2 separate regions of the Homo sapiens genome follow, and region 2 is linked to region 1. Evidence: read pairs that join two places in POLR2A ChIA-PET (ENCODE). Cell type or tissue: GM12878. All regions are shown on one strand. Each heading gives the region's core, and the rest is flanking DNA. Links, peaks and the distances in the headings are about the cores only.

Region 1 (5,391 bases), core at 291-5,290:
GCTATGGAGGAGGCAACAAGAAAACGTTAAAATTTTGATATATTTTAAAAATGAAGCTGAGTGGGCTTTTCCAACAAATTAAATTTGCCACATGAGAGTAAGAGAGAGGTCAAGAATTACACCAAGGATTTGATTCTAGCAAGTGAAATAGTATATGAGTCTATAGTTCAGGGAAAAGCTCCAAGGTTGGGATATAAATTTAGGAGCAGTGAGGGTATGGATGGTACTTGTTGCCATGGAATGAGGTGAGATCACAAACTCAGTGTAGAGAGGAGATGTCCTAACACTGACCCTGGGTGAACTCTGAAATTTAGGAGATTAGGTGGAACCAGTAAAGGAGACTGAGGATAAGTGGCCAGTGAGGTGTGTGAATCAAGTACATGGTGTCCCAGATGCAAAATCATGATAGTTTTTCAAGAAAAGAGTGATCATTGTGTGGAATCTACCAATAAGTTGATGAAGATGGACCTGAGAATGCTCAATGGATTTGGCAAGGTAGGGAGGGACCACTGGTGACCTTGACAAGTACTGTTTTGCTAGAATGGTGGGTATGAAAGACTGATTAGAATGAGTTTTAGAAAGAATAAGAGAGGAGGAAGTGGAAAGAGTGAGCTCCTACAGCTCTTTGGTGGAGCTTTGCTATAATAAAGAGCAGAGACTGAGATGTAGATAAAAGCAAGATCATGGAAATAATTTTTATAATGGGAATTATTAATGTAAGGTGTATGTCAATAGCCATGATTTAGTGGAGAGTGAAAGATAAGGGATAATTGCAGGGTGAGGTTCTTGAAGAGGTGAGAGAGCAAAGTATTCAGGACACAGGTAGAGAGAGTGGCCTCAGAGCCATAGGTGCAGGTGGGAAGGTAGGATTTAGATCTAGCAAAGTGGTAGATGGGATGTGAGCTTGTGGAAGTTCTCACTGGTTCAATTTTTTTTTTTTCAGTGAAGGAGGAAACAGGATCATCAGCTAAGAATAGGGAAAAAGATGCTAGAGGTCTGACATACATTGTGACATAGTTGTTCCAGAGGATAGGAGGAAGGCTATACCAGTGAAATGCTATCGGATTGGCAGGCAACACAGAGGTAAGTTTGGGATTTAGAGAGAGAAAAGTTAAGATCGTTTTTGTCTTTTTCTCCAAACATGAAATAAACTGTGTGAGTGTAGGTTGAGAATAGGCTGTGAGTTTGAGTTAAACTGGGTTTTGCCAGACAAATATGATTCAGGAAGAGAAAGGCATAGAAGATGAACGTATATGAAAACAACAATTAAAGTGATAAGATATTGAGAATAAGTAGATAAGAAGGAAAGAGAAGACATTTGAAAAATTGAGAGATAATGTCAAGGCGATCATTTGATTGTATTTGTCTCTGTGAGTATGGTCAAAGAAGTTTGAAATTTAGATAATAAACTGATTAATAGGAGGTTGTAATCAGAGACAAGAAAGGCTAGAATTCATATCATGGAGGTTGTCTGGTTATCAATACTAGTGTGTCCTAGGGTTTGCTCTGAGAGAAGGCATTCTTTCAGTATTGATGAAGGTGAAATTATTGCTGAGGAGGTTAAGGGGCTGAGAGACCGAGATATTGGAGGGATCATCTATATAGACATTGAAATCACCAGAGTTAGGACAAAAGGAAGGAAAGTCTCCAGTTTGGGAACTTACTGGTGTGTGTGTGTGTGTGTGTGTATATATATAGATATTATATGTATTATATATTATACACGTGCCATGGCACGTGTATACCTACGTGACAAACCTGCACATTCTGCACATGTATCCCAGAACTTAAAGTACATATATTATACATATATGGCACGTGCATACCTTCATAACAAACCTGCACATACCTATGTAACAAAACTGCACATTCTGCACATGTATCCCAGAACTTAAAGTACATATATATGTATACATAATGTATATATGTATAATATATAATACATATAAAATATATATACAGTATTAATTTCCTATTACTGCTGCAACAAATAACCACAAACTTAGTGACTTAAAGCAAAGCATACTTATTATTTTAGAGCTCTGTTGGCTAGGGTTCAATATGGATGTCACTGGGTTAAAATTGGGGTGTCAGTAGACATATGTTTCTGGAGCTCTGGGGGAGTATTTGTTTCCTTGCTTTTTTCAGTTTGTAGAGGCCTCCTGCATTCATTGGCTCATGCTTCGTACTTCTTTTACAAAGCCAGCAACATTTCACCTTTCTTGTCACACTTCTGTAGTCAAATTTCCCACTGACCATACTTGGGAAAGTTTCTATGCCTGTAAGAACTCATATGATAAGAATAATCCCACACAGATAATCGAACATAATCTCCCCATCTCCAGGTTCATGATTTAGTCACATTTGCAAAGTCCCTTTGTCACATAACATAGCACATTCGTAGGTTCCTGGAAATAGGCTGTGGACTTCTTTTGGGGGGGTGCATTATTCATCCCACCACACCTGGCTGAGGTGCCCCGAGCGGCGCAGTCTCTTAGAGATTGTCCTGATTGCCGTGCATCTCTTCTTTCTAATTATTATTTAGCATTCCTTTTGCATGGTCCCAATCACTCTATCATTATATTATCCATTTAAATTTAACTATACGAGGAGCAGAATTACTGGCATGTAACCAATGTCTCTCACTTCCTCCTACTGCTGATAGTGAAGTTTCTGTTACGTTTCATTTAGTATGTCTTTCTCATAATATGAGTGTTTTTCTCAGACATAATTTCTCATAAGTGAGTTTTGCTCAGACAAGATAGTAGCATAGACATTATGTGAATTCTTGCACGTTCTCAAATATCTTTCATCCTAACTGATAAAGAATATTATCCCAAGATATGAGATTCTTAGGCTGCAGTTCTTTTTTTCCATCAGTCTGTAGGGTTTTTTTCGAGTGTCTAGTTTTTATTGTCACTACTGAAAGCTCTGATACAAAACTGTTTTTCCTTTGTAAGTCATTTTTATTCCTCCTGGTAATTTGTAAGTGTTCTTCCTCTTATTCTTAGAGCTCAGAAATGTTATCTAGATACGCCTAGTTTTGTGTCTTTCTTTTTAATTTATTTCTCTCTGGATTCCAGCAAACCCTCTAATTTGCAGATTCAGATTCCAGTTATCCTTTAACTTAGATAAATGTCCTTCCCTTTACAAAAATTATAGCCCCTCTTACATATATTCTTTTTACTTCTTTTGGAATTCTCATTATTTGTAAGTTATGCCAATTAGATCTGCCTCCTAAGCTTTTTACATATTCCGTGATGGTTTTATCTGTTTGTATTTTTTTCTCTATATTTTCAAATATTTCTTCCATTTAATCATTTGGACTTCAAATTTGAGCCTTAATAGCGGTAATTATTTTTAAAAGTGAATTTATTAAATGTTTTAGGTTGAAGATCAGTCCTTTGAGGAGTTATAATTGAATGTTTTTAAAGACACTTGGGTTCCCTCAGAGGATTATTCTAGTTTTTTGCCCACACTTAGATTTATCACTGGGGCTCAAAATGTGCTTCTGATACTCCTGGAACATCAGCATTCCCTTGGGTGCTGGTGAAGATATAGCAGTTTCTGTTCTTGTGGGCTAATTTGGAAAATTGTCAGTTCCCCACTGGGACTCCAGGAAAAAACTCTGCTTTGCTGCCTATCAAGGTATAAAGCCAACTGGTCTCCCCACTTCAGAGAAAGACCGTGCTCAGCCCAGTACGGAACTCTCCTGAAATGCCTTAGAAGACAAGGATGCCAGCAGGTCCTCAAAGAACAGTCAAGCAGAATGGTACCACTGTTGCTTTGTTCTGTGTTGTTTTGTCTTTTAAAGAATCTATGGATATCTATGGGCCAAACTCAATCCAGGATCCAAAAGCCTCACTTTCTCCCTCTAAAATGGGAAAAAGATTTCTGATAGAAGAAAATGATGTATGCCAAATGCAAAAATAAAAGTAAATGCTGTGAGAAAAGTATTGGTAGTTGTAATTTCTCTTCTTATTCTCAGATTAAAATGTTAAAAACATTTAATCTTCTAGCTTGAGACAGACAAATTTATACAAGTTCATGTCTATTAATTTATTTAATTTCCATAAAACAGACTTAAAGCAAGTATTATTCTTTGTAGATAAGAAAAATGTTGCTCAGAGAACTCAGTAAACTTTTACAAAATCCCCAAAAGTTGTAGGACCAGGATTCAAATCCAGGCCTTTGAACTCTAGTTCCAATGTGCTTTCCACTATTCCACAGAATTGCCCTTACAATGTGATATTATGTCCTCAGGCTTTACAGAGTATCAATTCAAGAGCCATCCATGCTCACAGCATTATTTATCTATTGAAACTATAGATTCAGGGGTGTATGTGCAGGTTTGTTACATGGGTATATTGTACAATGCTGGGTTTGGCCTTTAGGGAACCCTTCATCCAAATAGTGAAGGTATTATCCAATAGGTAGTTTTTCAACCCTTGCCCCCATCCTTTCCTCCCTCTCAACTTTTGGAGTCCCAGTGTCTAGTGTTTCCATCTTTATATCCACGTGTGTACCCAGTGTTTAGCTCTCACTTATAAGTGAGAACATGTGGTATTTCATTTTCTGTTTCTGTGTTATTTCACTTAGGATAATGGCCTCCAGCTGCAGTAATGTTGCTGCAAACTAGCAGCACTTAAGCATCTTTTGAAAGTCATAGCATCTTATTTAATGACTCATACAATAAATTCATGTTTGGATTTAGTTTATGAAAGAAGTTTCTCTACTAACAAATTTGAATGTTTTCTTCTGCCAGAAAGTCAATGCTTCATAACTCACATCTTCTTTCTTTTCTTTACTGCCAGGAAATTTAATTCAGCTAAATTTAAGACCTAATTACGGTAATCAAATCATCTTGGGTAACTGATAACACTGAATTCCTTTACTTCTGAAATGTAAGGGATTGTCTTCTTTTTATAACTTTTTTTCTTGAAAGTATCAACAAATAATTTTGAATAAAATAGTATAAATTGACAATAAATAAAAATGAGTTGCTTTGTTCTGCACTTTTTAACAGGTATTAAGGGGTTCTGAATCTAGAAACAACTTACCGGGGATGGGTAAGAAGAAAGGCAGAGAGTTAACCTGCTCTCCTTAAGCAATTCAGGAGAATTTGGAAGGTTAGGAAGGATGTCTTTTGGGGAGGAGAGACAAAGGATAGGAGATTGAAAGAAAGAGAAAGCAGTATACCAATGCTGGGCATAGAGAGCTCACACAGAAGAGACGACTGGAGAAGATCCCTCAGGAGATCTCGATGCAGAGCCCAGGGACTGATGTGCATTGTGCACTCTCAACTGACTCCTGTGATTCTCCCTAAGCTCCTGTCCCTCGCCTTTTACTACTGGTCACATCAAAACAGCTCCAGTACAGCTACCTCCCCTA
Region 2 (5,391 bases), core at 206-5,205, 71 kb before region 1:
CAGCAAATGGATGCCACTGGAGGCCATTATCCTAAGTGAATTAACACAGGAACAGGAAACCAAATACCACATGTTGTCACTTATAAGTGGGAGCTAAACAGTGGATAAACAGGGACATAAAGCAACAAAAGACACTGTGGATTCCTAGAGGCAGGGAGGGAGGGAGGCAGTCAAAGGTTGAAAAACTAACTATTGGGCACTATGCTCAGTACTATGGTGACAGGATCAATCATACCACAAACCTAGCATCACACAATATATCCAGGTAATGAACCTGTATATATAACCCATGAATATAAAAGTTGAAATTAATTTTAAAATGAAATAAAATAAAATTGAAAAAAATGAAATAAAGAAGTAGCAAGTATTCTTTAATTAGAAATTCTCAGAGGATGGTTGGCCACTTGTGAACAAATGGATAGGTGATGTACATCAGGTAGTTGTTGGCTATGCTAAATGACCTCTAATTCTACTCAGAGATTGTGTTATTCTTCATTAATACACAATCCCTCATGTCACCTGATAATTTCCAGTAGTCAGTGATATCTGCCTTTAACCCTGGCTCTGTAAGTTTATCTTCCATAAATAGATTGGAAATGTATTCAGTTGGAACCAAGCCAGGGAAGGGGGAGAGAATGAAAATGAGAATATCAAGTAAACATAAATGACATACTATGATTTTTTTAAAGATGGTACATGAAAACTGAAATGTTCTGTTTGTAACATTGAGAAGAGCTGAGGCTTTGCATTTTTGGTACTTCAAGTGCCAGGAGGGAGAAGCAGCAACCTCCTCCCACTCCTGGGAGTTTGGTGTAAAGGGACATGGCCCAGCCTGCAACTAACTAGGAGTTAGTCCAACCCATCTACTTGTGCTAAATTGTAGCTGTAATATCTCTGTGGGTTTCGTAATAACATATATAATTATGATGCATTGTTTTTATATAGCACCTTTCTCTAAGGAGCATAAAGTGCTGTGTGGACATTATCCCATTAAATCTCACAGCACTCTGGAGACATTGAAAGAAGGCAGGTGATATTATATCCCCTTTGAACCCAGAGCTGAAAAGGAATTTCTCCAACCAAAAGTAAATAAAAGCAAGATGGAATGAAAGCAAGATTTATAAGAGGATATAAGGTTAGAGTTTAAAGGAAGATATTGACTATGTTGGAATTAAAGGGAGATTTAAGGCAAAAAAAAAAAGTAAAAGAATTGCTGTGAGAAAATAACAAAGTGTCTAGAGTGTGTATATATATATATGTGTGCACAAAATTAAAATAATATACAAATACTTTCAAAATTTGAAAAGCAAGATTATTTTAAAACCATCTATAATTTTACTACAATAATAAAACTAATTTGATATATTACCTTATGTCTTTTTGTTTTGCTTTTACTGTGCATCTGTGATTTTCCACATAAAATTATACCATATATTCAATTTTGTATTATGTATTTTTCACTTAATTATATATCATAAAGTTTGCATACTTATAATTCTGAGTAGCCGTATAATTTTCCATGGAATTATAAACCATAATTTGTTTTACTCTTTTCTACCAAAAGGCAGTTTCCACATTTTCACCATAATAAATAACAATAGATTGAAAATCTATCTTTATGCATATGGATCTTTTATGTTTTTAATTATTTCCTTAGCAGAGAAAATTTCCGGGAATAGAATTACCAGATTAATATGGATATGTAAGTACATTTAAACATGACTGCATAAACATACTCTCAAATTAACATGTAAGTGAAAAAAAGGAATAAGAAAATTACTAAAAACCAACTATATTTACACGTTACAAACTATGTTTACAAGTTTCCAAGGCAGCTATTTTAAAAGTAAAAATGTTAGCAATTATTTTTGTCTGTGCACAAACAAGTAGTTTGATTTTATTTTTATCACATCATCATTCAATTCAATTTCTTTGGTAGTATGAAACCAGATTAAAAATAAAAAGTTGAATCTCAAAGAAAACATAAATTTGTACCTGTTTTTTAAAAGTAGATTTACTTGACTGGAACATGTAATTTCTCTGTATTCTTCTTAATTTTAATTTACATGGTCAAATGTTCTATGAAAATAATTAGGAAAGTGTGTATGTGTGTATACTAATACCTAAAGCCCCATTTTAAGAAAGTAAATATAATTGTAAATTTTTCTTATTAATTATGGAAGCACTGGAGAAAATGACATGTGTGTATTACTGTTTTTGGTGACAGGTTGTTACATGGTATCATGTACCAAAGTGATTACCTCAAGAGTCAAAGATTAGGTCGGGCGCAGTGGCTCATGCCTGTAATCCCAGAACTTTGGGAGGCCGAGGTGGAAGGATCACCTGAAGTCAGGCATTTTAGACCAGCCAACATAGTGAAGCCCCATCTCTGCTAAAAATACAAAAATTAGCCGGGTGTGGTGGTGTAGTCCCAGCTACTCGGGAGGCTGAGGCAGGAGAATTGCCTGAACTCCAGGGGTGAAGGTTGCAGTGAGTCGAGATCACACCACTGCACTCCAGCCTGGGTGACAAAGTGAGACTCTGTCTCAAAAAAAAAAAAAAAGTCAAAGATTAAAAATACTGGCTTTTAAAAACATTTAAAACACATTAAAAACATATTGATGTGTAAGGTAAATACTGACCAAGGAAACTGTCAGGCCAGTGTTTTTCCAAATGGCAATCAATCTAAATGATGTCGAGAATATGAAGTCAAAACTAGCTTAGATATGAATGAGGCATACAGCCTTAACCATGGACTTGAGAATCTTGTTTTAATCACTGTTCTCAATAATATTCTTGCTGATCTGAAGTCACATACCCCTTTTTATCTATTGTATGGTTTTAAGTAATGTTGCAAATTGACTGAAGTTAACATGGGACACCAAAACATTTCTACTAGCTGACAGAAATTTTGCAAACCATTCTCATTTTTATGGCTTTAGCAATAGTGTTCAAAGATATGAACTGAGCATTGAAGCAGTGCTAGAGATTGCATTTTCTATTTCACCACACAGTCTAACAAGCAGGGTCTGTCTTGGGAAAAATGGACTTAAAGTATTATAAGAAAGACATTTTTTCACAGACTCTAAAAGACAATTAATCTAAAGTTAGATAAATTAAAGCTACCCACTGAGAAAAGTTCATTTGGTCTCTGTTTAAAACTAAAAACTCCACGCTATAATTTGTTTTCAAATTATAGCAAAGATGAGCAATTTATACAGCTACATCCTACTCCTGTAATACAGTGATGAGCTACATACTCTCAACAACCTGTGGTCACCAAGAAAATGGAAGATAGAGAATGATTGGTTAATTTACTCATTCTCTCAGAGCTTGAATGAGGAATGTATTCCCCAATGGGTCCATAGGGAACTTCTTTCAAGACTCTATTACTAATACAATGCTTCCATATTATCCTGTAAGTATTGTTTAACTTGTTTGCCTCTTCTACTAGAGGATGAGCTTTCTTGGAGGCAAGAATTTTGATTGATGTCTTTGGTATTCCAAGGCCTTGCACAGTTTCTGGCACATGGTAAACACTTATTAAATATTGGTGAATAATCAAACAACCAAATGGTTTTTACTTCCCACCGCGCATCTACTATTGTGCTAAGGACTGAGAGAGACATAAAGAAGTGTACCTTCAAGGAGTGTATAATTAATACATAAATGTGAAGTTAATGAACACCACACGGTAGTCTGTTGTGACGCTGTAATAGAAGATTCTTTGGTGCTGGTACTAGGAAAATAGTCAAGAAGAGTTACATACACAAAAAAAAATTGTGCCATTGTGATAGGGGAGTGATAGATAGGCATGGCCATACAGGTTAACTGAGAAGTACTAAGGTCTATTTCCATCATTGTTTGATTAGTGTTCAACTCCCTTTCTAGACTGTGCTCTAAAAAGTCAGAGTGCACATGGGTTTTCATTCACCATTGTATTTCTAAGATCTAGCAGAGCACTGGCATGAAGTAGGTAATTGAGCACTTGCTTTGCTCAATATTCTCTACTTTTTCAAGGGCTAGATCATTCTCATCCTCATCCCCCAGCTTAGGTGTCCTTTCTTCCAAGATGCCTCGCAGGGTGCCCTCTGTTATTTCTTTTCTCAATCCCTAGTTTATTTCCTTTGCAAAACATATCACCACGTATTTGGCTCTTTACTCATTCTTTTACCTGTCACTCCCACCAGACCTGATGGTAAACCTCTGTCCATCTGTTTTGGTCCTGGTTGCAACCATAGCTCATATCACAGCACCTGGTACCCTTTCCCTGCAGAGGCTCTTACCTCATAGAGGTCTTTTCTTACCCTATCTAACGTAGCTTCTCCCAATCCTTATCGTGGTTTATTTTCTCTCTAGCACTAATATTTTCTGAAATTATTCTGTGTATGTAGTTATGCCATATTCAAACTATAAACCCCATGAGGACAGAGCCTAGAGCCATTTCTACCTGATTCATTGCTGTATCAAGGCTTAGTAGGGGGACTGACACAAACAGTTCTTGAATGTGCAAATATTTAGCAAATAAAAGGTGATGGCACAAATAAAAGACAAAATAATTAAAAAAAAAAAGCAAAGGAAAGAGATTAGTTGTTAACTAGGATAGCAAAACAAGTGTTAGCTTAGAATTGTGATGGTAAAGGCAAGATCTATTTTCAATGAAAAATAATGGTTGGAAATCAAAGATAGTTAGAGTAAAGAGAAGTGACAAGGACTAAACCAGAAGAGCAATCTGAAGACTTTATCTCTACACAACTGTGGGCAAACATCTCTACACAATTTGGCAGCTTCTTTTTCTTTTTTTCTTTCCTTTTCTTTTTTTTTTTTATTTTTTTGGTTGGTTGCTTGTTTTGAGATGGAGTCTCCCTCTGTTACCCAGGCTGGAGTGCAGCGGTGCGATCTCGGCTCACTACAACCTCTGCCTCCCAGGTTCAAGTGATTCTCCATCCTCAGCCTCCCGAGTAGCTGGAACTACAGGTGCATGCCACCACACCCAGCTGTGGTTTAATGAGAGACACAAACGAAACAATGGTTAGACCAAGACAGTAATGTAAGGTCATTTAGAGCCAGGACAAGCTGAATTACTTGCCATCATGCAAAAACACTCATGGGACTGGACAGACCTAGGTTTGGCTTTTACTCTTCTATTTATAGCTGTATTACAGTGGGTAAGGCAGGTGCCTTCTGTGAGCCACAGTGTCTCCAATTGCAAAATGAGAAAAATAAAACCTGCCATGTAGTATCATTTTTAAAATAGAACAAAGAAATATATGTAAAAGGCTGCACCTAGTACAGAATCTACTACATGTGGGAGATCATTGAATAGTGGTCATTGTTAGAACAGTGCATCAATTACAGTACCCAGCTAGAAGGGTGGCAAGCAAAATATTT

The links. Peaks named below come from ENCODE experiments on the same cell type or tissue, not always from the same donor. Only the 100,000 strongest peaks of a DNase experiment are listed, where the experiment ranks them.
Region 2: POLR2A ChIA-PET joins it to region 1 with 5 read pairs; 2 of 35 experiments call an interaction of 5 or more read pairs at or near these places.

The regions. Positions count from the first base shown.
Region 1 is chr12:44,429,291-44,434,681 of GRCh38, forward strand. No RefSeq gene overlaps it. Among named protein-coding and RNA genes, the nearest start is that of NELL2, 440 kb to the right of the region's middle. In GM12878, for the core only: no CTCF peak of the experiment used is centred there; DNase peaks (open chromatin) are centred at 2,246 and 2,721; H3K27ac peaks cover 2,286 bases.
Region 2 is chr12:44,358,019-44,363,409 of GRCh38, forward strand. All of the region lies in intron 6 of TMEM117 (transmembrane protein 117), which reads left to right. Among named protein-coding and RNA genes, the nearest start is that of NELL2, 520 kb to the right of the region's middle. In GM12878, for the core only: no CTCF peak of the experiment used is centred there; no DNase peak of the experiment used is centred there.